Regions from separate parts of the Homo sapiens genome. Here region 1 is linked to region 2. Evidence: read pairs that join two places in POLR2A ChIA-PET (ENCODE). Cell type or tissue: GM12878. All regions are shown on one strand. Links, peaks and the distances in the headings refer to the core of each region. The heading gives the core; the rest is flanking DNA.

Region 1 (16,282 bases), core at 4,149-12,148, 180 kb before region 2:
CAGGCTTGGAGTGCAATGGTGCAATCTGAGCTCACTGCAACCTCTGTCTGCCAGGTTCAAGTGATCTTGTGCCTCTTGTGCCTATTGGGACTACAGGCGTGCACCACCACGCCCGGCTAATTCTTTTTTTTTTTTTTTAGTAGAGATGGGGTTTCTCTAGGTTGCCCAGGCTGGTCTTGAACTCCTGACCTCAAGTGATCCACCCTCCCAAAGTGCTGGGATTATAGGCATGAGCCACTGTGCCCAGCTCCTCTTTTTTAACTTAGGGAAAATAACATCTACTCTCTAGCATTGTTTTGAAATGCTGAAATGTTCACCTGAAATATCTAGGACTAGAAAAAGGCCTGGAAATCATTCCCTTTATATCAATACTTCTTAATTTTCATTCCTACTTTTCAGTTAAAAAATAACTCAGTGATAAGAATCCATGAGGAAATAACACTTAAAAGTTTACAACTCAGCAGTTATACAAGAACAAAACAATCCACAAAAGTAAACCTAACCGTAATTGTAAAAATATATTTAAAAAGCAATAGGAGTAGAAATTGGAAACCATGATGAAGGAAGGAAGGAAGGAAGGAAGGAAGGAAGGAAGGAAGGAAGGAAGGAAAGAAAAGAAAGAAAGAAAGAAAGAAAGAAAGAAAGAAAGAAAGAAAGAAAGAAAGAAAAGAGAAGACAAGAGAAAAGAAAAAGGAGGAAATTTCCTCCCCCAAAATGTGAGAATTATTATAATTATCTACATGTGCTCAATCATTCTAAGAATTCTGCCTCATTATGAAGCAGCTCCTCTTAGAATACAAAGTTAGAGACCTCAGTAAATGGTAGTTTACCATTAATTTTAGTTGTAAGTACTAGATTTTAGTAACCCTAATGGGTTACTAAAGATACTTCTTATTTATATATAAATTATATATATATATATTATATGCGATTATATATATATTATATATATGTGTGATTATATATATTATATATATGTGATTATATATATATATATATATGTGATGTGGCTCTTAGCACAAAATAGATTCTCTAGCTATCTCTAAGATTTTATATACTGTGTTAGTTGAGAGGCAGTATGCACACTGGCTAGTGCTTGGCACATAGTAAGCACCCCATAAAAGTTAACTAGTGCTTACTTCAGCAGCACAGATACTAAAATTGGAAAAATACAGGGATTAGCCTGGCCCCTGAACAAGGATGACACAGATTTGTGAAACATTCAATTGTTTTTTCAGTTAGGAGGAGAAAGTTCAAGAGATCTATTGTATATGATGACTATAGTTAGTAACGATGTATTGTATACTTGAAATTTGCTAATGGATTTTAAATGTTCTCACCATAAAAAGTATCATAAGTATGTAAGGTGATGAATGTTAATTAGCTTGATTTAACCATTCCACAATGTGTGTGTGTGTGTGTGTGTGTGTGTGTGTGTGTGTGTATCAAAACAGCATGTTGTACTTCATAAATATATACAATTTTTATTTGTCAGTTAAAAATTTTAAGCCATTAAAAAGAATAAATGTTAACTACTATCAGGATTTGCACATGACACCAATAATAATAAAGATGCACAAATGTATTGTACTTTGAGAAAAACTGAAAGATATTGGTTATTTAACCCTAAGTCATCATCTTTTCCTGACCACAACAGCCAACAGTGATTCATTCTTTGATCTCATGCAGAACTTGTCTTTTTCAACTGATTCAGCACTTAGGGTATTTGACTCATTCCTGTACTGCATGAAAGTCTGTCTTGTCTGGCAACTACGTGATGGCAAAAATTAGAAGGGGCAGCTTGTCAGGAGATAGCTTGGGACCTGTCACTGGAGATAATCAAGCATAGTGGGGCACACCCAAGGAGGTACAGAAAGGAATCTACCTTTGAATTATTGGAATCAGTGGCCTGGAATCTCAGTTTGGAGATTCAATAAAAATGCAATAAGCCCCTTGTACTGCCTGGAAATCTGCTAGCTTTCATATCCCTTTCCCAAACATCATATTAGAACACAGTAAGTGCTCAGTACATACTAGTTGGTTCACTGATCCTTTATGTCTTCAAGAAAATTAAGAAGTCTCTTTTAATAATACAAGAATTTTTATGTTGCAAGAAGTAAGGTGACATTGTTTTTTTTTTTTTTTTTTTTTTTTGAGACGGAGTCTCGCTCTGTCGCCCAGGCTGGAGTGCAGTGGCGCAATCTCGGCTCACTGCAAGCTCCGCCTCCCGGGTTCACGCCATTCTCCTGCCTCAGCCTCCCAAGTAGCTGGGACTACAGGCGCCCGCCACTACGCCCGGCTAATTTTTTGTATTTTTAGTAGAGACGGGGTTTCACCGTTTTAGCCGGGATGGTCTCGATCTCCTGACCTCGTGATCCGCCCGCCTCGGCCTCCCAAAGTGCTGGGATTACAGGCGTGAGCCACCGCGCCCGGCCCCGACATTGTTTTTCCCTTGTTAGAGACATTAACATTGTTAGAGAGAATGGACAGAGTTAGAGGAACCAGAGAAAAATTAAAGCAAGAAAGAATATTTAAACTATAAGAATAATTTATTGAAGGATGAAACAAGCTTTAGAGGGAGATTCAAGGCTCTTCGTGTCTGAAAACCCTCTTCAGTAGCATCTGCCAATGTCTTGGACTGCTCGAATCAAATCTGCCTTATGCCTTTTTAAAAGCTCTAATATTCTTTAAAGACAAATGTTCTCAGAGGTTTTAAATTTAAAACTAACTTAAAAATGATTACAAGGTCTATGATACATTCATGGTACCATTCTCATCCATGGAAAATCTGAGGCACAAAAATTGGTCTAAGGCTTTATGCTAAATCAGTGGCAGATTGGCGAACTAAAGTCAGAACTTTTCCTCTCTTAGAATTCGTGTTTTCCTTTAAACACATATAAGTCATATTAAGTACTTAAATCTGCAAGCATGTTTCAACATAATCACTCATGAAATTCCATTTCCCCCCTACAGATAAGATTACAATATACACTTCTGGCTCCAATGCTGCAGAATCATACTTCTATCGATGCTGCTGATTTTCTTTCCTTGGAAAATGCAACACTAAATTTCTTCCAAGTCAAAATCTTTTACAGTAAAGACAGAGATAAAAATGCAAACATTATCAAGTTTGGCTCCTTTCCCATGTATCAGCCAATTTTGCTGTGTGTTGGCAATCTGGAAGAAAACTTCCATATCTCTTAGCGAGTTAGATCATTCCTTCTTGTGTCTTCTGAGCTGAGTCACAGTGTAGGCACTTAATGACTACATTCCTAAATAGGGTACGTAGAGGAGACTGAATTTCACTCACATTTATTGACTGTCACAATAATGTGCTTCTGCCAAAATCCTGAATTAAACCACTTTGACAGGTGGCAGCTTCTAGCCTTAGAAAAGCTCACTTCGTGTTGCATACTCATAACACCATCTCTTGACTATTTGCCTCATTAGGTCCCAATTAATTCTACTGCAAAGTTGGGGAGTTTTTCCCTGTTGGTAATTCTGGAAAATATGTGCTGTCAAGAACCATTTTCTATAATGAAGACATTTTTGGCTGCCCCAAAGGCTAAAATGCAACTTCCACAATTTTAAGATATCAACTAAATACAAAAACTTCAGTTTCTTGGGCATATCCCAAGATATCTACTTCGCATATCCCATGAGATGGAGAGCTACACTCCACCAACAATGGCCTTGTTCCCACTGGGCATCAGAGCAAGTGGGACTGGTCATGGCCTGGCACCACAACTAAACTCTGCAGAGCCTGAAGGTGCCCCTCCTGGAGATGCCACTCTTGCATTCCCACCTTCCCTGCCAGGGAAACCAGGCTGAGCAAGGCTTAGCAAAGGCCCAGCCTCAGAGAAGCTCCCTGTTTTAAAACATGGAGAGAACTCTGAAAGGGAAAGGGGGATAAGGCCAAGGACCAAAACAAATATTTCCAAAGACACTTTCATGATGAAATTTGTTATAAAATTAGATGGTGATGTGAGGGATAAACTTTGGCTTCAAACCAGCTCAAATGTGGTTTATTCTACAGTCTTCCCCAATTCTTCTCTGTGGAAGAGATGCGCTTTCAAATTCTTATAAGCTTTTCTTTCTTTTTGACAGGGTCCTGCTCTGTTGCCCAGGCTGGAGCATAGCAGCATGATCATAGCTCACTGTAGCCTCAAATTCCTGGGCTTGAATGATCCTTCTACCTCAGCCTTCCACATATGTGCATGCTACCATGCCTGGCTCATTTTTTAATTTTTATAGAGACAGGGTCTCACTATGTTGCCCAGGCTGATCTCGAACTCCTGGCATCAAGTGATCCTTCCTCCTTGGCTTCCCAAAACGTTGGGATTATAGGCATGAGCCACTACGCCCAGGCAACTTTCTCACTTTCTACTTGTATTATAGTTATTCATGTAAGTGTCTTATCTTCTGCATTGACTGTAACTTCTTGAGGGTAGAATCCATGTCTAATTTATCTTTGCCAACATCTGGCATACAGAATTAGTTCAAGATGAGAGAGTATCCAAAATGAATGAAGAATGCTTCTCAGCACAGGAGTGAGGAGAATGAGCTTCCATATATGGCCCTCAGAATACTAAGCCCAGTCCTTCTTCTCACTCGGTTCAGTAACTGCCAGAGGCAGCATACAGGGTTGGTTAAGAGCACAGTCTGGGGGCCCACTGGCTTGAGTTCAAATCCTTCCATGAGATGTTTTGTGTCTCTGGATAAGTTACTCAACCTCTCTTACCCCTCAATATTCTCATCAGTGGTGTGGGAATAACACAGGAGTAGCTTAATATGAGGAGTAGCACCTACTTCATAGAGTTGTTGGGGAGATTAAATGAGTTAATATGAATAAAGCAGTTGAACAGTACCTTGCACATAGTTAGCAGTCAGTAGATAGTAGCTAGTATTATTATTTGTATGCACTGCTTCTCTGTGGCTCTGATTGCCAAACTTTTTAAATCATGAACACCATAGTAAAAAAAAAATTTTTTTTTTGAGACAGAGTGTCACTCTGTCACCCAGGCTGGAGTGCAGTGGTGTAGGGAAAAGAGAGATCAGACTGTTACTGTGTCTATGTAGAAAGGGAAGACATAAGAAACTTCATTTTGACCTGTACCCTGAACAATTGCTTTGCCCTGAGATGCTATTAATCTGTAACTTTAGCCCCAACCTTGAGCTCACAGAAACATGTGTTGTATGGGATCAAGGTTTAACGGATCTAGGGTTGTGCAGGATGTGCCTTGTTAACAAAATGTTTACAGGCAGTATGCTGGGTAAAAGTCATCGCCATTCTGCAGTCTCGATAAACCAGGGGCACAATGCACTGCAGAAAGCCATAGGGACCTCTGCCCTGGAAAGCTGGGTATTGTCCAAGGTTTCTCCCCATGTGATAGTCTGAAATATGGCCTCGTGGGATGGCAAAGACCTCGTGGGATGGTCCCCCAGCCCGACACCCGTGAAGGGTCTGTGCTGAGGAGGATAGTAAAAGAGGAAGGCCTCTTGCAGTTGAGATAAGAGGAAGGCCTCTGTCTCCTGCCTGCCCCTGGAAACGGCATGTCTTGGTATAAAACCTGATTGTATATTTGTTCAATTCTGAGATAGGAGAAAAACCGCCCTATGGCGGGAGACGAGACATGTTGGCAGCAATGCTGCTTTGTTATTCTTTACTCCACTGAGATGTATGGGTGGAGAGAAGCAAAAATCTGGCTTACGTGCACATCCAGGCATAGTACCTACCCTTGAACTTAATTGTGACACAGATTCCTTTGCTCACATTTTCTTGCTGACCTTCTCCCCACCATCACCCTGCTCTCCTACCGCATTCCTCTTGCTGAGATAGTGAAAATGGTAATCAATAAATAATGAGGGAACTCAGAGACCGGTGCTGGTGCAGGTCCTTGGTATGCTGAGCGCCAGTCCCCTGGGCCCACTGTTCTTTCTCTATACTTTGTCTCTGTGTCTTATTTCTTTTCTCAGTCTCTCGTCCCACCTGACGAGAAATACCCACAGGTGTGGAGGGGCTGGCCCCCTTCACAGTGGCATGATCTTGGCTCATTGCAACCTCCACCTCCTGGGTTCAAGAGATTCTCGTTCCTCAGCCTCTAGCTGGGATTACAGGTGTCTGCCACCACGCCCAGCTAATTTTTGTATTTTTAAGTAGAGACAGGGTTTCACCATGTTGGCAGCTGGTCTTGAACTCCTGACCTCAGGGATCCGCCTGCCTCAGCCTCCCAAAGTGCTGGGATTACACATGTGAGCCACTGTGCCTGGCATAGTAAAAATATTTTGAGCATACACTTTCAGTAAATGTATATTAATGTACTTTGTAAATTATATAGGCATAAACTATTCAAATATATATTATATATTTAAACATATAAAATAGAATGTATGAGATAAAAAATAAATCTGACATTTCTAGAACTTTCAATATTTTCTTGTCACACCAAAAAAATTGTGTTGTTCATTTGCTGGAGTACATGCTTTCTCTAGAGACACCTACCCAACAGCACACCTTTGGTTGCCAGTAAATCTTGATGGCTTACTGGCTGCACAGATCCAGAACATTTTGTAAAAATAAAGGAATTATCTTTAACATATAAAATTTGACAGATGCATAAAAAGAAGGAAAATTGGAAGAAATTAAAGAACAGAAAGGGTAAGCAGTGAAAGAGAATGTATATTGGGAAAACCAAAAGGAAAGATGACCAGGAAAAGACCAAAACAAAATGTCTTTGAATTGTACTTGGTAACTAGAATTTATTGAGAAAAATTTTAGAACAGCTTCAGGTTTTAGATTTTCTCTCCAAAATAAAAATGAACCAGGATTGAATTACCCAAATGGCAATCAGATATTTTTCTTGTTGCCTGTGGCATAACCCACACTTTTTACATTTCTCTAAGTTTATTTCAAAAAGTGGTGCCTAGTGGCCCAATTACCTGGCACTAGTCCAGGGTCCTCTGTGGGGCAAGAAAGGCGGGGGAATTCCTTAAGCTAAAATAATCAGCCAGAAAGAGTTGATGGGTGTCTATTTGCACAGCCAGCCACCTCACTTTTTGTTCTTAGTCTTTCCCAAGAAAATGACAACTCATAATGTTTACTGTAAGGACAGTCACAGCATCCTATGACCTCTTCCATTTAAGGATCTCTAAGAAATAAAGAGTTCACGAACTATTATCAGTACTGCTTTCACCTCCCATTTGCGGACATAATAGAATAAGAGGTGATCTAATCAAGGGAGGCTACCAGTCTAGTGGAAAAAAAGAGAGCCTGGAATCTGAAATTGTATCTATGTGACCAGGAACAAGTCATGTTACCTCAAGTTTCTTCATATATAAGAGGAGAAAGAAAATAACTGTCTACCTATCTCATAGGCCTATTAGAAGATTAAAAGAAAATGTGTATTCCAAAAGCACTTGGAAGACATGGACCCTGGCTTTTGTCTGTGAACCAGAGAGATCCTGGAACGATCCTATCTATGATGTATGTGATGAGGGCTTTAGGATGAGGAAATATAATGAACAAAATTTAACTGGAATTGATAGGGAGGGTTATTACAAATTATAACATGGAGAAATCATAGCTCCTGTGAGACATGCCACAGGCCCTTGGTTTATGTCAGGCAAGGCACAATGAGCAAAGCCTAGGTGTGTCACATAGAAGAGGGATCAAAAACATATCAAAAACCTAAACATAGGTTTAAAAAACAAAAGAAGCAAACATTCTGATGTTTATTTTCCCTTTTTTTAAATTTTTGCCTTCAGACAATCTGACAGTTTTTTTTTTTTTAACTTTTGGCAAGTTTCATCTTACAAAGGATAAACTAATGTTCCAGGGGCAGCTTAAAGAGTGGGAGAGGGCTCCTACGGATTATCTTCCTTTTAACACATTCTCTTTTAGTTCTGTTCTGTGGATGCTCAATATGAAAAGAACAGATGTGCACATTCATTTAGCAAGTTCAGCAGTGCTTCAGTTGTCTGAGAGTGGTTCTTCCCCAATGGGAGTGGGCAAGAAGCCAGGACTGGTGTGGGGTGTTCTCAGCTTCAGCTGTTTTTCGGCCAAGAAAACACAGTACCCATGACTCCAGTATCCCTTGGAACCTTACAGACAATGGGAAACTGACAAACTGTCAAATCCCACATCCTTTGAAGTCTAGCAAATTTCTAATTCTTTTGAACTGCCTCCACAATTAGAAACACACTAGTGTCAGGAGCCACAGAGAATACTGTTTATTTCTTTTGCTCACAGGCTTTGAAGAAAGAATAATGCCTGGGTATCTTGGCAAGAGTTTATCTGTGACTCCCAGTTGATTCCAGGTGTCTTGGGTCTCCAGGAGTATGTTGTTCTATTATAAAGTTTAGGAAACTATCCTTGGCATGGATAGCCAAGCAGCACAGATTTCCATAGTAAAACTCTTAATTATTCCAGGTTTTGTAGGGGGTTGCTTTCTCCACAAGCTACCAGATATCCCCACTACCCTTCATTCTACCAGAGGAATTCCTTAGTTTCCTCTCCCAATACCCTGTAAAACACTTCTAAACCAGAGACCCTCTGGAATCTCCATCATAGACAGTTTAGTCAATTATTTCCTAATCATAACCTGGAGTATTGGATGAGAAGAGAGACTTTGCCAAGCAATATGGTCAAGAGACAAAAGATCCAAATGTCCGGACGTTCCACCTCCCCATACAAGAGATTTCAGAGCTTCTGCTGCAACAAAGGCCAATGATTAAAGTCATTTTGGAAAGGAGTCCTCCGTTGCTTCTGTTGCGAACCATAAACACAACTTGTAACCCTAGAGAAGAGGTGGAGTTACTGAAATCTCATGCTTTGATAATTACTGAATGACTTAATCTTGGAAAACAAATAGAAATCAATGTTGAGTTCTTTAAAAAAAAATGTTGCTACATGGAGCCAACACATCTAATCCATCTTTGGCATTACAAGTCAGTATGTGTCAAAGGCTACCAAAATCAACTTTGGTTGAGCACCAGGGGGTGGAGTCTATCAACTGATGAGAATGATTGATGAGAATCTTGCACAAACAACATTTATAACTAGTTAGAAAGTTTAGTGATTCAAACTAAGTATTTAAGATCAGAAGAGAGTCACTGGAGAATAATCCAGTTCTTGCTGTTAGAGCACATGAACTCAACCCTTCTTACACTCCAGAGAGGAATGTGTAGAACAGGCTGGTCATAGGCCATTGTCGGGGAGGAAGATTTTGACTGGACTGTTGCTGAATGAGGTAGGTACTCCTGGGCCTTTCTGACCTGAGTATCCTTGTAGATGTTCCTTACAAATTCTAGGGGTTTCAGTTCCATAGCACAGATAGTCCAGAGTACAAGACTCAGAACTCTGAACCCTCAGTTTCTACTTAGACTATGCCTGGAGCCACTCAACTTACTGAACATTCCTGGGTCAGACCAAAAGTCAAATGAACAGCAATGACTGTTGCTCTGTTGTTCTCCCAACTATGAAGTAGCTTATGATTGTGCCACATGGCTGCCGCCCTTCCCAGTCCCTTATGCCGAATCCCTCCTCCTCTACCTCCTTTTCTATTTGTAAATCAAGATAAATGTTACCAAAGGGCAAATTTTTAAAATCGAAAGTTTATAATCTAAGAGAATGTATCATAAAAGGTTATGAAGATTAAGGGAGAGAAGGAGTATGTTATTTCAAGTGGTAGGCCGGGCATGGTGGCTCACACCTGTAACCCCAACACTTTGGGAGGCTGAGACAGGCGGATCACCTGAGGTCAGGAGTTCAAGACCAGTCTGACCAACATGCTGAAACCCCGTCTCTACTAAAAATACAAAATTACCTGGGCGTGGTGGCGCATGCCTGTAATCCCAGTTACTTGAGAAGCTGAAGCAGGAGAATCACTTGAACCCAGGAGGCAGAGGTTGCAGTGAGCCAACATCGCACCACTCCAGACTGGGCAAAAAGAGCAAAACTCCATCTCAAAAACAAAAACAAAAACAAAAAACAAAAAAACCTGCCACAGCTTTTAAAGAAAGGCTGGGTACGGTGGCTCACGTCTGTAATCCTAGCACTTCAGGAGGCCAAGGTGAGTGGATCACTTGAGGTCAGGAGTTTGAGACCAGCCTGGCCAACGTGGCGAAACCCCGTCTCTACGAAAAATACAAAAAATTAGCCAGACATGGTCGTGGGCACCTGTAATCCCAGCTACTCCAGAGGTTGAGACAGGAGAATCGCTTGAACCCAGGCGGCGGAGGTTGCAATGAGCCAAGATCGCGCCACTGCACTCCAGCCTGGGCGACAGAGCGAGACTCCGTCTTAATAAAAAAAATAAAATAATAAAAATTTAAAAATCCAATGTGAAGCAGCTAGAGCAAGATTGAGGGTCTCAAAAAAGACGGGGCCTGAAGAGGACAATGAGAGAAGTGGAGGTTCTAATATCTCTACTGCCGTTTATACTCCATAAGCCGAAGTCAGATACCTAAGTGATCATCAGACAACAGGGTGCTGACCTAGGTTACACCCTTAAAATTCATCAGTGGTGTCATCTGCAAGATATTAGTAAACCAGCTTGTGAAGAATATAAGCCACAAACCAGGCAGAAAACACAAGAGAGCAGATGAGGCTGAACCACTACCACAGACTTCCTTCTTTTGTGTAATTATAAATACTACCCACTGCATTCTGGTTTCAGGGCTTTAAAAAGCAGATGAACTGTCTCTGTTAGAGATACTTTTTTATAATTAACTTCAGAGTCATTTATTAATTATCTTTTATAGTTAATAAAAATAAGAGGGAGCTATGTTTGGGTTTGGAGAACAATGACGATTATCGAAGTCTGAATCTTCGCCTCCCCTCCAAACCAGAAAATATAAAGAGAAAAGAAATAAAACTGCACAGGACCCATACATTCATCATTACTAGAACTAAGAGAACAATACATCCTTCAAATTACTTGTAGGTAGAGTAAAAACAAATTCAAACAGAGCTCCCTTAGCCTGCCTGCGGCTGCCACAAACCTAAAGATAGAGTGGGAGAGAGAATGCCTAAAAGACTGTCGTAAGAGTGGAGAGGTGAAGAGAGCTTAGAGGAAACACAGACAAAATCATGCCATATTAAAAAAACTGTTTTTTTCTCTATAGTCACACCACTCTCAATACTTCCAGAACACTTCACTTCTGATACCAGATGTGTGGGTTTTTCTATACACTGACCAATTCTGTGACACCAACTGGATGTTCTACAATTTAATTCAACTCTGACATTAACTGGAGTTAGCACAGACCCCACAGGTTAAGAGCCCAATCCCAGTAGATTTCAGATGCCAATCGCAAGTCCCAGGTTGTCACTTGGACTTCTGATGAACCAGCTATATATTAGTGTTCCCATAACTACCTCCTTGGGCTTGATAATTTGCTAGGACAACTCAAATAATTCAGGGAAACATGTTTACCAGCTTATTATATAATAAAGGATACCAATGAACAGCCAGATGAAAAGGTACATAGGGCTAGGTGTAGAGGTCCTGAGTGCAGGAACTTCTGTCCCCACAGAGTTGGAGTGCACCCCTCTCCTGACATATGGATGTGTTCGCCAACCTGGAAGTACTCTAAACCCTGTAGTTCAGGGATTTTTATGGGGGCTTCGTCATATAGACACCATCAATTATTAGCTCAATCTCCAGCCCCTCTCCCCTTCCCAAAGGATGGGGAATGGAGCAGAAAGTTCCAAGATTCTAATCGTGGCCTGGCCTTTCTCATGACCAGCCCCCAACCAAGAACTCACCAAGAGTCACCTCATTAGAACAGAAGATACACCCAGGAAACTCCAAGGAATTAGGAGTTCTGCATCAGGAACCATGGTCAAAGACCAAATATTAGAACAAAAGATACCTATTACCCCTATTGCTCAGAAAGTTACAAGCCCTTTAAGGAGCTCTGTGCCAGGACTGTGGATAAAGACCAAGATATATATATTTCCTATAAATCACATACTCACAAGAAGAGAAATTTTGACAACAGTAAGTGCCAAAATACTGAATAGATCTTGGTAGTTCATAGGGCTTGAAAGCGGGGACACCACCAACATTCCTGGCAGCCAAGTCAGATGCATGGACATCGTCTTTAACCACATCTTCACACTCATCCCTCATCTGAACTATCAACAATTTCATGGATTTTGCTATCTAAATGTTCATGTTCTCTAATCCATTTCCTTCTCCCCAGCCTCCCTGTTACTTCCCTTGTTCAGGTTGCTATCCTGTCACCCCTGGACTATAACAAAAACCTCTTAGATTCCTACCTTCACTCTCCTTTTCCCCTTCTGCTCTTCAATGTAACTTCCACTTTCCTTGTTAAAGTGATTTTTCTGACAGATAAACTTCCCTGGCATTCCCATGCTGGATTAGGTACCTCGCCTGAATCCTCCCATAGCCTCCTACATACCTTTATCACAGCATTATGACTAAAAGCATCCTTTTGGAATTAGACATTTTATACACTAGCTCATGTACTTACCTGTTTCATGACTTGGGAGAAGTTTTTAACCTCTTGGAACCTCCAGTTTGTAAAATGGAATTAAAAGTATTGCCTACCTCATAAAGTAGGAAATTAATACATGGAAAATACAACAGTGCCTGACATGTAGTAAGGGCTAAATTGATATTAGCTGACAACCACCACATAGTATTGAATTTTTCTGCTTATATATCTGCCTAACCCACTAAACCTAGCCTCATCATTTAAAAAAAAATTATAATGATTTCTGTTTTCAAAAAACAAACAGATTATCCATGTCCTCTACATGGAAAGTCTAATCCAAAATGTTTTGTGTTCAATCACTGAGCAAGATGGTCACATTTTCACAAAATTAATTAATCTGAGGCTGGGCATGGTGGCTGATGCCTATAATACTGGCACTTTGGAGGCTGAGGCAGGCAGATCACCTGAGGTCAGGGGTTCAAGACCAGCCTCAGCCAACATGGTGAAACACCATCTCTACTAAAAATACAAAAATGAGCTGAGGATGATGGCACATGCCTGTAATCCCAGCTACTTGGAAGGCTGAGGTGGGAGAATTGTCTGAGCCCGGAAGGAGGTTGCAGTGAGCCAAGATCGTGCCACTGCATACAAGCCTGGGCAACAGAGCAAGACTCAGTCTCAAAAAAAAAAAAAAAAATCTGAAATGAGATGGTTTGAGCATGATCTTACTTGAAGGTATGGAGTAGCCTAATTAATCATCTAAGCTCTTTCCAACTTGCTAATTGCAAATAATACCCCAGTGTTGTACTAAGGAAGCTTAATGGACATGACCAAAGTGCCTGAACTTTGGGACAGCCACAGGCCACCTATGCAAGCACAGCCAGCCCACCAGGCTGCAGGGTAGAGAGCACAAACAGCATTTGCTTATGACAGCCACAGGCTCAATGCTCACTGACGGTGGCTGTCTGCCTGCCCAGCTAACCTGTAGTTCTTCTGTATGGCCTACACTCTAAGAATGGTGTTTATATATTTTGAATGGTTGAAAAAAAAGCAACAGAAGAATAATATTTCATGATTATGTGAAAATGATATGAAATTCAAATTTTCAGTGTCCATAAATAAAGTTTTATTGGAATACAGCAACTCTCATTTATTTACATATTGTCTATGGCTGTTTCTATGCTCAATGGCAAAGTTGGGAAGTTGCGACAGAGACTGTATGGCCTGCAAAGCCTAAAACAGAAACTACCTGACCCTTCAAAACTTTACAGGAAAAAAAAAAAAGCCTACCCCTGCTCTAGGGTGCAAGCTCCTGTCTGCTTCACAATTGTAGTCACTGTAGGGGAATGAATTGTTGTGGGCCAAGTGAATTGCTTAAGAAAATGTGGCCATGTAAGAGGCAGAATTGGAATAAAAATTAGGACTCTTGACAGCTAGTCCCACATTCCCTAAATTATATTATTACTTTTGCTATCAGAGAGCTAATCCACACACTTCCACAGGAAAAAGAGCTTTGTCATTTAAATGGATGATTAATTTTTAAAATAAAACATAGACAAAAAGGTAATTCTTTAACACTCAATTTTTTTTTCTTTCTTTTCTTTTTTTTGACATGGAGTCTCTTTCTGTCGCCCAGGCTGGAGTGCAGTGGTGTGATCTCGGCTCACTGCAACCTCTGCCTCCTGGGTTCCAGTGATTCTCCTGTCTCAGCCTCCGGAGTAGCTGGGACTAGAGGTGTGCGCCACTATGCCTGGCTAATTTTTTTGTATTTTTAGTAGAGACAGGGTTTCACCATGTTGGGCAGGCTGGTCTCAAACTCCTGGCCTCAGGTAACCCACCCACCTCGGCCTCCCAAAGTGCTAAGATTATAGGTGTGAACTACTGCACCCAACCAACAAACCAATTTTTATTATCTGCTTTAAATACTGACCATCATCTATTGGTTTTAGCCTAGAAATGTATAATCACATAGCATCTCTCTATACACAATTTGGGTGTAATAAATACATATACACATTGACATATGTATATGATCTAATATATACCAAGGTGTATACATATATTTAATTTACCTACATATACTAGACATAGATGTACCTTTACATATATTTGCATGTAAACACACATATATGCACACTTTCACTGCATACACACCTGCCAGTCCTTCTGGTGCATCCTAATGAAACCTGATTTTCTCCTGCTAATGACATTAGCACCTGGCTGCTAATGACATTTCTTAATCAACTACCTCAACCTGCTAACACTGAAATAATTAGAAATTTTTGTCTAGCTGCAAGATTTTCATTTAGAGATAATCTGCATAAAAAATACACATTCGAGGCCGGGCGCGGTGGCTCACGCCTGTAATCCCAGCACTTTGGGAGGCCGAGGCGGGCGGATCACGAGGTCAGGAGATCGAGACCATCCTGGCTAACACGGTGAAACCCCGTCTCTACTAAAAATACAAAAAATTAGCCGGGCGTAGTGGCGGGCGCCTGTAGTCCCAGCTACTCGGGAGGCTGAGGCAGGAGAATGGCGTGAACCCAAGAGGCGGAGCTTGCAGTGAGCCGAGATTGCGCCACTGCACTCCAGCCTGGGCGACAGAGCGAGACTCCGTCTCAAAAAAAAAAAAAAAAAAAAAAAAAAAAAAAAAAAAAAAAAAAAAAATACACATTCGTGTGTACGGATATTATATAAATGTATTTATATTATGCTTCATTCTAGGAAAGAGGAATCAGAAATGCAAACCAGATTAAGAGTATAAAAAGCAACCAGAGGCCAGGCACGGCGCCTCACACCCATAATTCCAGCAGTTTGGGAGGCCAAGGCAGGTGCATCACCTGAGGTGAGGTCAGGAGTTCGAGACCAGTCTGGCCAACATGGTGAAGTCGCATTTCTACTAAAAATACAAAAAATTAGCCAGGCATGATGGTGCATGCCTGTAATCCCAGCTACTCGGGAGGCTGAGGCAGGGGAATCACTTGAACCCAGGATGCGGAGGTTGCAGTGAGTCGAGATCGTGCCATTGCACTCCAGCTTGGGCAACAAGAGCGAAACTCCATCTCAAAAAAAAACAACCAGAGTAAATAATTGGATTTATTCCATTGGTTCTATCAAAACAACTTATTAAGATGGAACTTCTAATACGTCTGAACTGTAACACTGCATTTAAGCCCATTTCTTTGCCATACTTTGCCGTCTGTTATTTAACTGACCTCATAAAATCCTCAAGAAAACGATTTCTTAAGAAATGCTCAGTTACAGCTGCATCAAACATCTTCTCCAAAATGCCTTTCAAGAGCACCAAATAATTTTAGTGTAACATAATCATTGAATGTCTGTTGTTCTCAGAAAAGAACTAACGTTGGAGAAAGTAATTAAAGCCAGATCCTAAAAGTCAATACATCTGAGGCTCCAGACACTGACTCTGCGTGTGCTGTGGTTTCCACTAAACACTAAAATGAGGTAATTTTTTATTCTTATTATGTTCACAACTCTTGCAAAACCTAACCAGGGTAAAAAATTTATTCATTTTTCTCATTAAGCGAATTATGTAGTGTGTAAGTTTTCAATGTCTTGTGCTAAAAACAGAATCTCTCCTATAGTTACCTTATCTAAGTAACGAGAGAGCATTCTTTATAAAGTGCAGATAATCTAAACATCTCAATTTACTCACTTTATTTTATTCTCTTTCCTTCTCTTTTTAAATCCAGGTAAGGAATTGTGAAATTAGTTTGTAAGTCACTTTCTCCTCCCCCGGCTTTGTCTGTTCCCTTTTGGGACTTAATAATTGGGCTGGAGGAGGCAAGGGGAAAGATTA
Region 2 (16,282 bases), core at 3,628-11,627:
GGATGGAGGAAGATCTACCAAGCAAATGGAAAACAAAAAAACAAGCAAGGGTTGCAATCCTAGTCTCTGATAAAACAGACTTTAAACCAACGAAGATCAAAAGAGACAAAGAAGGCCATTACATAATGGTCAAGGGATCAATTCAACAAGAAGAGATAACTATACTAAATATGTATGCATCCAATACAGGAGCACCCAGATTCATAAAGCAAGTCCTTAGAGACCTACAAAGAGACTTAGACTCCCACACAATAATAATGGGAGACTTTAACACCCCACTGTCAACATTAGACAGATCGAGACAGAAAGTTAACAAGGATATCCAGGAATTGAACTCAGCTCTGCACCAAGCAGACCTAATACACATCTACAGAACTCTCCACCCCAAATCAACAGAATATACATTCTTCGCAGCACCACATAGCACTTATTCCAAAATTGATCACATAGTTGGAAGTAAAGCACTCCTCAGGAAATGTAAAAGAACAGAAATTATAACAAACTGTCTCTCAGACCACAGTGCAATCAAACTAGAACTCAGGATTAAGAAACTCACTCAAAACCGCTCAACTACATGGAAACTGAATAACCTGCTTCTGAATGACTACTGGGTACATAATGAAATGAAGGCAGAAACAAAGATGTTCTTTGAAACCAATGAGAACAAAGAGACAACATACCGGAATGTCTGGGACACATTTAAAGCAGTGAGTAGAGGGAAATTTATAGCACTAAATGCCCACAAGAGAAAGCAGGAAAGATCTAAAATTGACACCCTAACATCACAATTAAAAGAACTAGAAAAGCAAGAGCAAACATATTCAAAAGCTAGCAGAAGGCAAGAAATAACTAAGATCAGAGCAGAACTGAAGGAGATAGAGACACAAAAATCCCTTCAAAAAATCAATGAATCCAGGAGCTGGTTTTTTGAAAAGACTAACAAAATTGACAGACGGATAGCAAGACTCATAAAGAAGAAAAGAGGGAAGAATCAAATAGACACAATAAAAAATGATAAAAGGGTTATCACCACTGATCCCACAGAAATACAAACTACCATCAGAGAATACTATAAACACCTCTATGCAAATAAACTAGAAAATCTAGAAGAAATGGATAAATTCCTGGACACATACACCCTCCCAAGACTAAACCAGAAGATGTTGAATCCCTGAATAGACCAATAACAGGCTCTGAAACTGAGGCAATAATTAAAAGCCTACCAACCAAAGAAAAGGCCAGGACCAGATAGATTCACAGCCGAATTCTACCAGAGGTACAAGGAGGAGCTGGTACCATTCCTTCTGAAACTATTCCAATCAACAGAAAAAGAGGGAACAACCCCTAACTCATTTTATGAGGCCAGCATCATCCTGATACGAAAGCCTGGCAGAGACACAACAAAAAAAGAGAACTTTAGATCAATATCCCTGATGAATATCCATGCAAAAATCCTCAATAAAATACTGGCAAACCGAATCCAGCAGCATATCAAAAAGCTTATCCACCATGATCAAGTGGGCTTCATCCCTGGGATGCAAGGCTGGTTCAACATATGCAAATCAATAAACATAGTCCAGCATATAAACAGAACCAAAGGCAAAAACCACATGATTATCTCAATAGATACAGAAAAGGCCTTTGACAAAATTCAACAACCCTTCGTGCTAAAAATTCTCTATAAATTAGTTATTGATGGGACGTACCTAAAAATAATAAGAGCTATTTATGACAAACCCACAGCCAATATCATAATGAATGAGCAAAAACTGGAAGCATTCCCTTTGAAAACTAGCACAAGACAAGGATGTCCTCTCTCACCACTCCGATTCAACATAGCGTTGGAAGTTCTGGCCAGGGCAATCAGGCAAGAGAAAGAAATAAAGGGTATTCAATTAAGAAAAGAGGAAGTCAAATTGTCCCTGTTTGCAGATGACCAGATGACATGATTGTATATTTAGAAAACCCCATCGTCTCAGCCCAAAATCTCCTTAAGCTGATAAGCAACTTCAGCAAAGTCTCAGGATACAAAATCAATGTGCAAAAAACACAAGCATTCCTATACACAAATAATAGACAAACAGAGAGCCAAATCATGAGTGAACTTCCATTCACAATTGCTTCAAAGAGAATAAAATACCTAGGAATCCAACTTACAAGAAATGTGAAGGACCTCTTCGAGGAGAACTACAAACCTCTGCTCAACACAATAAAAGAGAACACAAACAAATGGAAAACAATTCCATGCTCATGGATAGGAAGAATCAATATCGTGAAAATGGCCATACTACCCAAGGTAATTTATAGATTCAATGCTATCCCCATCAAGCTACCACTGACTTTCTTCACAGATTGGAAAAAACTACTTTAAAGTTCGTATGGAACCAAAAAAGAGCCCACATTGCCAAGACAATCCTAAGCAAAAAGAACAAAGCTGGAGGCATCATGCTACCTGACTTCAAACTATACTACAAAGCTACAGTAACCAAAACAGCATGGTACTGGTACCAAAACAGAGATATAGACCAATGGAACAGAACAGAGCCCTCAGAAATAATGCCGCATATCTACAACCATCTGATCTTTGACAAACCTGACAAAAACAAGAAATGGGGAAAGGATTCCCTATTTAATAAATGGTGCTGGAAAAACTGGCTAGCCATATGTAGAAAGCTGAAGCTGGATCCCTTCCTTACACCTTATACAAAAATTAATTCAAGATGAATTAAAGACTTAAATGTTAGACCTAAAACCATAAAAACCCTAGAAGAAAACCTAGGCAATACCATTCAGGACATAGGCATGGGCAAGGACTTCATGTCTAAAACACTAAAAGCAATGACACCAAAAGCCAAAATTGACAAATGGGATCTAATTAAACTGAAGAGTTTCTGCACAGCAAAAAAAACTACCATCAGAGTGAACAGGCAACCTACAGAATGGGAGAAAATTTTTGCAATCTACTGATCTGGCAAAGGGCTAATATCCAGAATCTACAAAGAACTTAAACAAATTTGCAAGAAAAAATCAAACAACCCCATCAAAAATGGGCAAAGGATATGAACAGACACTTCTCAAAAGAAGACATTTATGCAGCCAACAGACACATGAAAAAATGCTCATCATCCCTGGCCATCAGAGAAATGCAAATCAAAACCACCATGAGATACCATCTCATACCAGTTAGAATGGTGATCATTAAAAAGTCAGGACACAAGTGCTGGAGAGGATGTGGAGAAATAGTAACACTTTTACACCGTTGGTGGGACTGTAAACTAGTACAACGATTGTGGAAGTCAGTGTGGTGATTCCTCAAGGATCTAGAACTAGAATTACCATTTGACCCAGCCATCCCATTACTGAGTATATACCCAAAGGATTATAAATCATGCTGCTATAAAGACACATGCACACGTATGTTTATTGCGGCACTAGTCACAATAGCAAAGACTTGGAACCAACCCAAATGTCCAACAATGATAGACTGGATTAAGAAAATGTGGCACATATATACCATGGAATACTATGCAGCCATAAAAAATGATGAGTTCATGTCCTTTGTAGGGACATGGATGAAGCTGGAAACCATCATTCTCAGCAAATTATCACAAGGACAGAAAACCAAACACCGCATGTTCTTACTCATAGGTGGGAATGGAACAATGAGAACACATGGACACAGGATGGGGAACACCACACACCAGGGCCTGTAGTGGGGTGGGGGGAGGGGTGAGGGATAGCATTAGGAGATATACCTAATGTAAATGACGAGTTAATGCGTGCAGCACACCAACATGGCACATGTATACATATGTAACAAACCTGCACGTTGTGCACATGTACCCTAGAACTTAAAGTATAAAAAAAAAAACCAGAAATATAGACTAATGGAACAGAATAAAGAGCCCAGAAATAATGCCACACATCTACACAATCAAGAAAAACAAGCAACAGGGAAAGAACTCTTCATTCAATAAATGATACTGGGATAACTGGCTAGCCACACGCGGAATATTGAAACTGGACCACTTCCTTACACCATATACAAAAATCAACTCAATATAGATGCAAGACTTAAATGTAAAACTTAAAACTATAACAACCCTGGAAGATAACCTAGGAAATACCATTCTGGGCATAGAACTTGGCAAAAATTTCATTATGAAGATGCCAAAAGCAATTGCAACAAAAACAAAAATTAACAAATGGGGCCTAATTAAACAAAAGAACTTCTAGCAGCAAAAGAAACTATCAACAGAATAAACAGACAACCTATAGAATGGTATAAAACATTTGTGAACTATACATCCAACAGAAGTCTAATATCCACAATCTATAAGGATCTTAAACAAATTTACAAGAAAAAAACACCACCATTAGCCAGGCACGGTGGCTCATGCCTGTAATCCCAGCACTTTGGGAGGCCGAGGCGGGTGGATCACGAGGTCAGGAGATCGAGACCATCCTGGCTAACACGGTGAAACCCCGCCTCTACTAAAAATACAAAAAATTAGCCGGGCGTGGTGGCGGGCACCTGTGGTCCCAGCTACTCAGGAGGCTGAGGCAGGAGAATGCCGTGAAACCGGGAGGTGGAGCCTGCAGTGAGCTGAGATCGCGCCACTGCACTCCAGCCTGAGCGACAGAATGAGACTCCGTCTCAAACAAAACAAAACAAAACAGAACAAAACAAAAAAAAATACCATTAAAAGAGTGGTGAAAACAGACAAACAAACACTTCTTAGAAGACATACAGGCAACCAATGAGCATATGAAAAAATGCTCAACATCACTAATCATTAGAGAAATGTAAATCTCACACCAGTTAGAATGGCTATTATTAAAAAGTCAGAAAATAACAGATACTGGCAAGGTTACAGAGAAAAGGAAATGCTTACACACTGCTGGTGGGAATGTAAATTAGCTCAGCCATTGTGGAAAGCAGTTTGGCCATTTCTCAAAGAACATAAAACAGAATTGCCATTCAACCCAACAATCCCATTATTGGGTATATGCCCAAAGGAATATAAATCATTCTACCATAAAGACACATGCATGCATATGCACATCACAGCACTATTCACAATAGCAAAGATATGAAATCAACCTAAATGCCCATCAACAGTAGACTGGATTTTTTAAAATGTGGTATATATATACATTGAAATACTATGCAGCCATAAAAAAGAATGAGATCATGTCCTTTGCAGCAACATGGACGGAGTTGGAGACCATTATCCTAGGCAAACTAACACAGAGACAGAAAACCAAATACTACACATTCTCACTTACAAGTGGAAGCTAAACTTCTGAGTACATATGGACACAAAGAAAGGAAGAACAGACACCAGGATCTACTTGAGGGTGGAGGTGGGAGGATGGTGAGGATTGGAGAAGTATCTATTGAATGCTAGGCTTATAACCTGGGTGACAAAATATACACCAAATTCCTATGACACGCAATTTACCTACATATAACAAACCTTCACATGTACTCCCTCAACCTAAAATAAAAGTTAAAAAGAGAGAGAGAGAGAGAGAGAGAGAGAGAGAGAGAGAGAGAGAGAGAGAGAAATAATTAGGGCAAGGATGACAGACTTTATTACATAAAGCTTTAAAATTTCTGTCATCAGCCGGGTGTGGTGGTTCATGCCTGTAATCCCAGCACTTTGGGAGGCCAAGGTGGGTGGATCACCTGAGGTCAGGAGTTTAAGACCAGCCTGGCCAATATGGTGAAACCCCATCTCTACTAAAAATACAAAAAATTAGCTGGGCGTAGTGGTGGGCACCTGTAATCCCAGCTACCTGGAGGCTGAGGCTGGAGAATCGCTTGAACCCAGGAGGCGGAGGTTGCAGTGAGCTGAGATTGCACCAATGCACTTCCAGCCTGGGCAACAAGAGCGAAACTCCATCTCAAAAAAAAAAAAAAAAAAAAAAAATTCTGTCACCAGAAGACTCCACAAGCAAAACTGAAAGCAAACATCAAGTGTGGGGGAAAAAAATCTCCAAATATATTCCAAAGGGCTAATATTGCCAATATAAAGAGCTACTACAAACCAGTAAGAAAATTATAGGAATTACAATGTAAAAACAGACAAGATAGGAGCAGGTAATTTGTAAAGGAAGAAATAATGGGCAAAAATATCCTTATTCTAACTGAATGCAATACATCAAGAGTAGGATTATAGTGTATACATACATATATATGTATATATATGTGTATATATATATATATATATATATATTTTTTTTTTTTTTTTTTTTGAGATGGAGTTTTGCTATTGTCGCCCAGGCTGGAGTGCAATGGTGTGATCTCGGCTCACTGCAACCTCTGCCTCCTGGGTTCAAGCAATTCTCCTGTCTCAGCCTCCCAAGCAGCTGGGATTACAGGCATGCACCACCACACTTGGCAGATTATAGTATATAATGTATACTGAATTCATACAAACCTGTAATATTGCTCTTTCAGGTAACAGTGAAATGTCACATTTTAGAGTCTCATCTACAAGAAAGACTTCAGAAGAACTTCGTTCAGGAAAATTGGATTCTTCTGCAGCAGCTCTTTTGAGTATTAACCTATTTTTCCATTTTTTCAATTGAAGTTCATGTTTTAATATCTGCAATGAAAATAATTTTAAAATTCCATGGAATTGCTGTAACGGTCAAGAGAGATGACAGACACAAAGCACAGTGCTTGACACAAGAATAGGACCAATTAAACATTATTTATGATCGTCATCATTACTACATAAACTATAATTTTTCATAAGCATGTTTAATGTTCTCTAAACCACCGAAGTATTACAGATCATTTCCATTAGTTGTCATAAAACACTGGCACAGGCAGCCATCTTGAAACGCTGATCTAGTCTCCTCTTTCACAGATGAGGAAGTGAGGACCACAAAGTCAAGGCTCTGGCAATGATAAAACTGGTAATTGGTGCATGGAGTGAAGGTGATTAACATACAGATAACAAAAAAGGGAAGTCAGTAGTAATGCATTTGGGAAATTGCCAAATTTATTGTCACAGGAAGTCCCCATTTTAACTTTTGATACACTTCTGAAAACTGTGTAATAAATAAAGGTAGTATTTCAGTCATAAACATATACACAATATTGGCATAATATATATTGATGTAATATATATATGTGTATGTGTGTATGTATGTATGTATGTGTCTGTGTATATACACACACATATTAGAGCCTGAGGCAGAACACATGTGGAGCGCTTGACACACAGGTGTTCCCTGCCTCTGCTCCCAGCATACACTTGCCATCCTCACTCCATTTAAGTGAATGTAGAATGATTGTTAGGTCAATAAATCATATATCTAGAAAAAAAGTTCTCTAAACACACAATTAACTATATAATATATATAATATACATATATCTTGATGATATTATAGTACATATAGCATAAATTATATATATTAATATATATCAACCACTGTGTGCAAAACATTACGCTCAGCATATGGACAATACTAAGAGAACAATACTGCCTGCTCTCAGGGATTTTTTTGTTTGTTTGTTTTTTGAGAAGGAGTTTCGCTTTTGTCGCCCAGGCTGGAGTGCAGTGGCGTGATCTCGGCTCACTGCATCCTCCACCTCAAGGGTTCAAGAGATTCTCCTGACTCAGCCTCCCAAGTAGCTGGGATTACAGGGGCCCACCACCATGCCTGGCTAATTTTTATATTCAGGGATGTTTAGCTGAAGGGGGTGTATAAGGGGGGACTGGTCATGTACAGTTACCTATTTCACTATTAGACAATCAGTGATCAGGCATAGAGGGCAGTTATCAAAACACTAGCTTAACATACAGACTGGTGGAAAGCAGTGAATGAGCAGACTAACATAGTATTAGGTACCCAAAGTAGAGCTGTTTCACTGGTAACATTGAAAAGGTAGTTTGCAAAAGGCAAAGCCTAGAGGACAGCCTGCAAGACCACCAGCTCAAAACCTATAGATTATAAACTTCTAGAGAGCATCTCAAGTAATCTCTGAGATGCTTAAAGCTCAGCACAGGCTCTAGCATTGTTTTAGGCATATGTAAGTAATAAATCTCCTCATACTCTTTTGCTGCGTGTGTGCTATTGTCAGTCTCAACATCTGAACCAAATTTAGGTGAGTAGAGGCATTGATCCATGGGGCAACCACAAAAGAAGGGGATTTAACTTCACCCCACATTCTCTTTCCTATCTACCCTTACTTTATATTTCAAAGAATATTAATAAAATATCTCCTACTAAATAATGTAACTACAGAAAAAAAAATCCAGCATGTTTCTACATCTGATCATAGTGTTACTTTGAGCATACTAAACCAATATTAAGTAATGATATACTAATAGCTGAAGTAAATTTTAAATTATTAAGTTAAAGAACAAGAATCCCGGCCAGACACGGTGGCTCACGCCTGTAATCCCAGCACTTTAGGAGGCCGAGGCGGGCAGATCACCTGAGGTCACGAGTTCAAGACCAGCCTAGCCAACATGGTGAAACCCCATCTCTACTAAAACTACAAAAAAATTAGCTGGGTGTGGTGGCAGACACCTGTAATTCCAGCTACTCAGGAGGCTGAGGCAGGAGAAATGCTTGAACCTGGGAGGCAGAGGTTGCAGTGAGCCGAGATCACACCATTGCACTCCAGCCTGGACAACAAGAGCAAAACTCTGTCCCAAAAAAATAAAAATAAAAAAAAACAAGAATCCCATCAAAAGTAGATAATATTCAGGATTTTAGTATTTTCCACACACGGCATTACTATTTGAGGCAACATGAATATAACTGAAACATTCGGATTCTTAAAAAATTGTTTCAATATACAATACCAGCTCATCTTCTTTCTTTTTACTCTTATGTCTTGCTGTATTCCGCCATTTTGTTAGGATAATGGTTAGCTTGTGACAATAGATGATCTGTTGTATCCGCAATAGAATATCTGAAGGAAATTTACTAGATTACTGTATATATTAATAGTTATAGCTGTTTCCAAAAAACACAAAGTGATTTAATAGTCTATCATGTTTATGAGACAATGTCGCATCTGATCGTTTTTGTTTGGTCTTATTTACACTTGAAATTAATTACTTTTGATAGCATTAGTACTCTCAAGACTTTACGAACTGGGAAACATCACCTTTGCCCTTAGAAATTAAGATGTAAAACTGCAATAGAAATGTCAAGACATGTATCATTTCCTTTTTTTAAACAAGGTTGTTCTTTGTAAAACCAGAACTTCTAAACTTTTTCATAAGAAATACAGTCATAAGGTAGCATTTAGATCCAATGCCTTTGAATTTAATTTTATGTCCTGTGATTAACCAGTTCCTAACCCTTCGTTACACTAATGTTAAAATTTTCGGAGGGTCCACTCTAACTGAGGTACCAACCAAAGCCAGCCAAAAAGAAATGATTCTCTGGTTTGCAACAGTCATAAACAAGTTGTTATCAGGAGAGTTGCAAAAAAATCTAACTGGAAGACAAGAGCTCTTGGAGGTTATACTGAGTGAGCATGGATCACATGAATGTACCTCCCACCCACTCAGTATAACCCCCAAGGTCTTAAGAGAAGATAATTTTTATTTTTTAGTTTCGTCATATATACATTAAATATAATCTTTGTAAAAAGCATAAACCTCTTTACAAAAATAGTCAATTTTGGTACCTGTCCATACTATTTGGAACCCATCCAGCTCTCTATTATGTAGAAAAGCTCATAGTAGATTCTATTTATATTCATGTATACATACACACAAATGCACACAAGATTTGATTTTAAATGTTTTCTATTAAAATAAAATCCTTTGAGACAAATCTCCTTAAGTATTTTTAAATTAGCAGCTCTACCTTCATTTCATGACAATTGTCTAGACATAAAAATGATAGGTTCTCTAAGTACCCAAAGTATGCTTAACTGTTAGTTTTTTTATTATTTCAATAAATGGATACAAAAAGTAATTGCTACTATGTAAGAATTTACTTTTAAGTTTTTCTTTCTGGTCTTCCATATAAGAGTGCCAGTGATGAAATACAGATTTTTGAAGTCTGAAATTGTAGCATGTCACTGCTCTGTTCATTTTTTCAGCCAGGACGACATTTTCATTTGTACGAGCTATGTCTCTCCAAGTGCTGCAGGCAGAAGACATTTTTTAAAAAATAATATTTTGATATTAGGGCAATATATCATTAAATAAATTAAGGAGAACAAAGAATGATATCTCCTTTATGACCTCAAAAACCACAGCATAGAAAGAAACTTCTACAACTTGGGTATGACCTGAAGAATTCCTAAGAGTTATAGAGAAAAATGGAGATTATATGAGTCATATTTCTTTTTAGATAAAATAAAGAAATCATGGGATAAAATCATGTTGTCATAATTCCAATTTACCAAAAGAACCACCTAATGATGTCTTTTTTTAAAAGGAATCTAAATTCCACAACATATTTGGCTCCAAGGGTTTCAGATAAGTGGACTGTGAAACTAACTATATTTTAATTTTAAAGTTTTATTTTTTAAGAAAAGATAATTATACCTTAAAGAAGTAAAATACATATTTTAACTAAGTAAAAGCTGATTAAATATAAAAGAAATATATAATACAAAATGGTAGAAACATGATTAAACAGATAAAATCAGCACAACTGGCCAAAAGTGAATTTTTCTTTGCACGGAGAATATCAAGAATAAAAACTCAAAGAGGAAGAAATTGTAAAAATCACATTCTTACCAAAAATGAGTCTTTACTAAATGTCCAGTATAAAAGCTACAGGCTTTTATCATCAATTCCGGAGTCATCTAAAGTAAATAAATAATTGAAATAACAAATATTAGAAATAAATGGAATGCACAGACTACCTCTGCAAGATACTCAAGAAAAAGAGAGCAATGGATGCCAAGAGGGAAGGGAATTGGGCAGTTGGAGACAGGAATGGGCTGAAAGAACTATATACTATTTATGTTTTGGAATTTTGTGTATGTCTGTAAGCTATTTTTTTAAGTTAAAATAACAGCTTAATATATTTTCCCATTATATCTCACTTAGTTTGAAGAGTTAAGCATCATGGCATTGTTATGATAAGCTATATTTATAATAGTATAGAATTGCAGTTCTGCTGTTCACTATTAAAACAGAATGATTTTCTGAATCATTCTGAATCAAACAGAATGATTTTTTTCAAGGATATAAACTGAGATTCTCTTTTCAACATAGAGGAATTCCTCATTTACCAAGCAGGAATAGGAAAACCACATAAATGAAAAGTCTAAACTGTGGAATATGCTTAAAGAGATGCAAATTTATCACTTACAACTATTCACAATAACATGTGGCAACAGCTAACTGAAATCATCTATACCTTCTGTGCATTCTTTAATAAGTAAAGATATTATTATATTAACATAAGTATTATATGCACATGGCTACTGTTAAGTGTTAATGGTGTTTTCCTCTTATTTTGTTGCCCCTTTGCTTACTATATAGATATACAAACATATGGTCACATCTATTTGGTGTATAGGTAAGTTTGGTTCAAATCTATACCAACAGCCAGGAATTCTGAATTCTACTTTTCTAAGGCAAATGTTTTCTCCTTTGCACATTGCTGTAAATACTTTGTTAAATTAACAGATATGGCATACACATGTTCATCATAGATTTATTTTAGGCATACAAGAAAGGCCCATAGGACCCCCGACATGTGAAAATCCTCACTTTTGATGGAGATTAAATGCAAATTATGCCTACAGTGAGGGACAACATAAACGATTCAAGTCATTCTTCACTAAATTCAGATTTTTATAGAAGAAAGGAATCCAGATGAGTAAAGGAGTATTGAGGATATTACAGCAGGCAGAATAAAAACCAAGAAGGGGATGAGGTGGCAAAGGCAGACAAATTTCACTAACATTACAATTTTTCAGTACTGTTGTAGGTCCCTAAATTTCATGAGCTTAATTCTTTTTAGATGATATTACCTGAAAAGTCCTAAATAAATAACTACAGTAAATGATATGTCATAAAAATATGAGTATATTATATGACCAAATGAATGTAGTTCAAAACATTATAGTAATAATGATTTTGAAAAGAATTATTAAAATTCAGCAAATACCATTTGAACTCAAGTTTTCTTTTCTGATGATCAACTCTTTAAAACAGCATAAAAGCATTTTCTATTCTATTATTGAAAGAAGTAATTTAAATCCTCATTAATTCATGATTTATAATACACCAGAATTTTTGTTGTTCTAATATTCATTTTTTAAGAGTTTCTCTTCATAAATTTTTATTTTAACTTTACATTTATTGTTCTCCCAGTTTGCAAGGGAGGGAGGGAGCGAGGGAGCGAGGGAGGGGAAAGGAAGGAAAGAGAGAAAGAAACAAACTCACAATTTTTCATTATTATTATTATTGGTATATATTCTTTTCTTCACAGGGAAAAGCAAGTTTAAGAGAGCATCTCCAAGGGACTAATATGCAAGAGGACTCCAGCCCAGTAATGCCCCATTCCCCACTTAGGGGTGGGCATGTGTTGACTTCACTGCAGCTCCAAGGAATCTCTGGCCAATCCAATCACTGGGCACATGTCTGGACCACTTAGTCACATGGCTTCACTTCCTCCATTTATGTTTCCACCATCCACACTCCAGCCAATGGCTTCCCACCCTTCACAGTCGCTGCATATTGTTTAACTGCTTCTGACTGAAAAATATTCTTCCTCTCACCTTTTAATTCCAGCTGGCAGTGTTTTGCACAGAGTAGGAGCTCAACAAATATATATGTATTGATCCATCAACAGAATTAGAAAACTGCTTAAATGCAAGCCAATTCTCCACCATCTGACTACCACAAATGGAGGGCAAAGGATTCTGGTAACAACTTTGTGGGCAAGTCAGTGGATAAACAGCAAGTTAGTGCTGGCTACAGATGGCCTCAGAGTACCCTCACATAACACTCACACCACTAGTGCTGCTATCCCCAGACACCCGTAGTTACAAACAAAGTGAGGGAGGAATGGACAGTGCATCACAATACGATTTCTAAGAGTCCAGGTACACTGAAAGGTTAATTTCTAGTCTGGAAATAAAAGAAAAAATTCTACCATAAGAGATGATTTTTAAAGTTAAAGAGTGGGAATGTGTAAATAAATAATGAATTCGTTGCAAAAGATTTTTCATAGTATTAAGTTAGGGTTTAACACTACTTTTTTAGGCCAGTGGCCTACAAGAAGCCAGTTGGAATCAACTGCAAAACTTGTAAACTACCCAGGCTCACTTCCCAAGATTCCTTAGCCCTCCACTCTTACCCTCTCTAGGAATTACTGCTGTGATTAGTCACTATTATGACTAAGAGTATGTCTTATTCCTCATGTACACTGGGGACAGAAGAATGTTAAGTCCCAAATTTTAAGCTGAGTTCCAGCAGCATACAATAGCACACACACTAGTTTCAAGGAAACATGTTTTTATAGATTAGGAGAGAAAAAGAAGTGAAATATAAAACTGATTTCTTTTTGAAAAGATATTATATGTAGCATGATTACAACCCAGTCCTAAAAAAATAGCTTATAAAAAAATTTCATTCCTCTGCCAGGGTTGGAGGAAAATAAGATTTAAAATTTCAAACTTACAGAGAAATAAAATAAACACCTAATACCCACAATCCATGTTTAACATTGTCAACATTCTGCCATACTTGCTTTTTCTATTTTAAAGTATATAAATTAAGACATCATGACATTTCATCCCCCAAATCTCATAATATCCATCTCTTAAAAAATGAGTACCTTTTCTTTGCAACCACAATTCCATTATCCTGCCTTAGACACTTAATAGTAATTGCTTAATATCATTGTACCCATGCCATAGCCAACTCTCTGGAATTGGCCTCCAAATGTCTTACACGGTTTGTTCAAACTAGAATCCAGACAAGGACCATATATTTGCATTGCAAACTCAGTTGATGCGAGGATTTCAATAGCTACAGAAAAAAAGTTTTAGTTTTTCCTTCTCCTTTTCTATATTTTCAACATTTAATGAGTATGAGGTGTGGAGGTGGGATAACATTGGCCTAAATCTAATGGATTCTGTTACCTGGGCCTGTCTAATATTACATTCTAAAAGTCAGCCAGGCATGGTGGCTCACACTTGCAATCCCAAAACGTTGGATGGCTGAGGTGGGAGGATCCCTCGAGCTCACGACTTAAAGAGTAGCCTCGGCAACATAGTGAGACCTTGTCTCTGCTAAAAATAAAAAATTAGCGGGGTGTGGTGGCATGCACCCATAGTACCAGCAACTTGGGAGGTTGAGGTGGGAGAATCACTGGAGCTCAGATAGAGGCTGCAGTGAGCAAGCTATGATTGTGCCACTGCACTCCAGCCTGGGCAACAGAGTGAGACTCTCTCTCTCTGTCTGTCTGTCTCTGTCTCTCTCTCTCCATCCCCCCATACACACACACATACACACTCACACACACAGAGTTCTAAAAGTCAATTTAAATATTTTTGACAGACAAGAGACTAAGAAAGGTTTTTTTGTTTGTTTTTTGTTTTTGTTTTTCTTTTTTTTCTTTTCCTATGCTCTGAAAGAAAGACAAGAATGGGGATGGGGTGGGGAGCCACATGTCATCTGTCTCTGCCACCTGAATCAGGGGTCTGAGTCTTAGGGAAGAACAAACTGCAGGCAGAATCCAAAAGAACTGCTCCTATGAGGCACACAGCACTATTTGTGCAATACAAAGTGAAGGAAAGGCATTGTGTCCAGAATTGGTGGGTTCTTGGTCTCACTGACTTCAAGAATGAAGCCGCGGACCCTCGCGGTGAGTGTTACAGTTCTTAAAGGCGGCGTGTCTGGAGTTTGTTCCTTCTGATGTTCGGATGTGTTCGGAGTTTCTTCCTTCTGGTGGATTCGTGGTCTTGCTGGCTCAAGAATGAAGCTGCAGACCTTCCCGATGAGTGTTATAGCTCTTAAGGCAGCGCGTCTGGAGTTGTTCGTTCCTCCTGGTGGGTTTGTGGTCTTGTTGGCTTCAGGAGTGAAGCTGCAGACCTTCACGGTGAGTGTTACAGCTCATAAAGGCAATGTGGACCCAAAGAGTGAGCAGCAGCAAGATTTATTGCAAAGAATGAAAGAACAAAGCTTCCACAGTGTGGAAGGGGACCCCAGCGGGTTCCCAATGCTGGCTCGGGCAGCCTGCTTTTATTCTCTTATCTGGCCCCACCCACATCCTGCTGATCGGTAGAGCCAAGTGGTCTGTTTTGACAGGGCGCTGATTGGTGTGTTTACAATCCCTGAGCTAGACACAAAGGTTCTCCACATCCCCACCAGATTAGCTAGATACAGAGTGTCGACACAAAGGTTCTCCAAGTCCCCACCAGAGTAGCTAGATACAGAGTGTCGATTGGTGCATTCACAAACCCTGAGCTAGACACAGGGTGCTGATTGGTGTGTTTACAAACCTTGAGCTAGAGACAGAGTGCTGATTGGTGTATTTACAATCCCTTAGCTAGACATAAAGGTTCTCCAAGTTCCCACTAGACTCAGGAGACCAGCTGGCTTCACCCAGTGGATCTCGCACTGGGGCTGCAGGTGGAGCTGCCTGCCAGTCCTGTGCCGTGTGCCCACACTCCTCAGCCATTGGGTGGTCGATGGGACTGCGCACCGTGGAGCGGGGGGCGGCGCTTGTAGGGGAGGCTAGGGCGGCACAGGAGCCCATGGACGGTGTGGGGGAGGCTCAGGCATGGCGGACTGCAGGTCCTGAGCCCTGCCCCACGGGAAGGCAGCTAAAGCCCAGCGAGAAATTGAGCACAGCAGCTGCTGGCCCAGGTGCTAAGCCCCTCACTGCCCGGGGCCAGTGGGGCCGGCTGGCCGCTCTGAGTGCGGGGTCCGCTGAGCCCACGCCCACCCGGAACTCCCGCTGGCCCGCAAGCACAGTGGGCAGCCCCAGTTCCCACCCACGCCTTTCCCTCCACACCTCCTCGCAAGCTGAGGGAGCCGGTTCCGGCCTTGGCCAGCCCAGAAAGGGGATCCCACAGTGCAGTGGCAGGCTGAAAGGCTCCTAAAGTGCCGCCAAAGTGGGAGCCCAGGCAGAGGAGGCGCCGAGAGCGAACGAGGGCTGCGAGGGCTGCCAGCACACTGTCACCTCTCAGCATGTCCCCCACTACTGTACAGCACACAGAGTACAAGGCCATCAAATTTAATGTGACTTTAAATTTTGCAAACTTAAACTAATGTGATACAAAATATATTACAAAAGTCTTACATTATGCCAGTTTTTGAA

What was found. ChIA-PET counts read pairs that join two places held together with the same protein. Peaks named below come from ENCODE experiments on the same cell type or tissue, not always from the same donor. Only the 100,000 strongest peaks of a DNase experiment are listed, where the experiment ranks them.
Region 1: POLR2A ChIA-PET joins it to region 2 with 5 read pairs; 3 of 35 experiments call an interaction of 5 or more read pairs at or near these places.

Annotation. Positions count from the first base shown.
Region 1 is chr7:102,833,474-102,849,755 of GRCh38, forward strand. The region is part of intron 18 of FBXL13 (F-box and leucine rich repeat protein 13); the gene reads right to left. It also overlaps a transcript of FAM185A not described here and the pseudogene RNU6-1136P. Among named protein-coding and RNA genes, the nearest start is that of LRRC17, 71 kb to the right of the region's middle. In GM12878, for the core only: no CTCF peak of the experiment used is centred there; DNase peaks (open chromatin) are centred at 8,038 and 10,568.
Region 2 is chr7:103,018,617-103,034,898 of GRCh38, forward strand. FBXL13 (F-box and leucine rich repeat protein 13) reads right to left here. Exons shown (of 21, transcript NM_001394494.2): 4 at 10,735-10,802; 5 at 9,984-10,132; 6 at 8,833-8,942; 7 at 6,447-6,614. Among named protein-coding and RNA genes, the nearest start is that of FBXL13, 48 kb to the right of the region's middle. In GM12878, for the core only: no CTCF peak of the experiment used is centred there; a DNase peak (open chromatin) is centred at 6,962.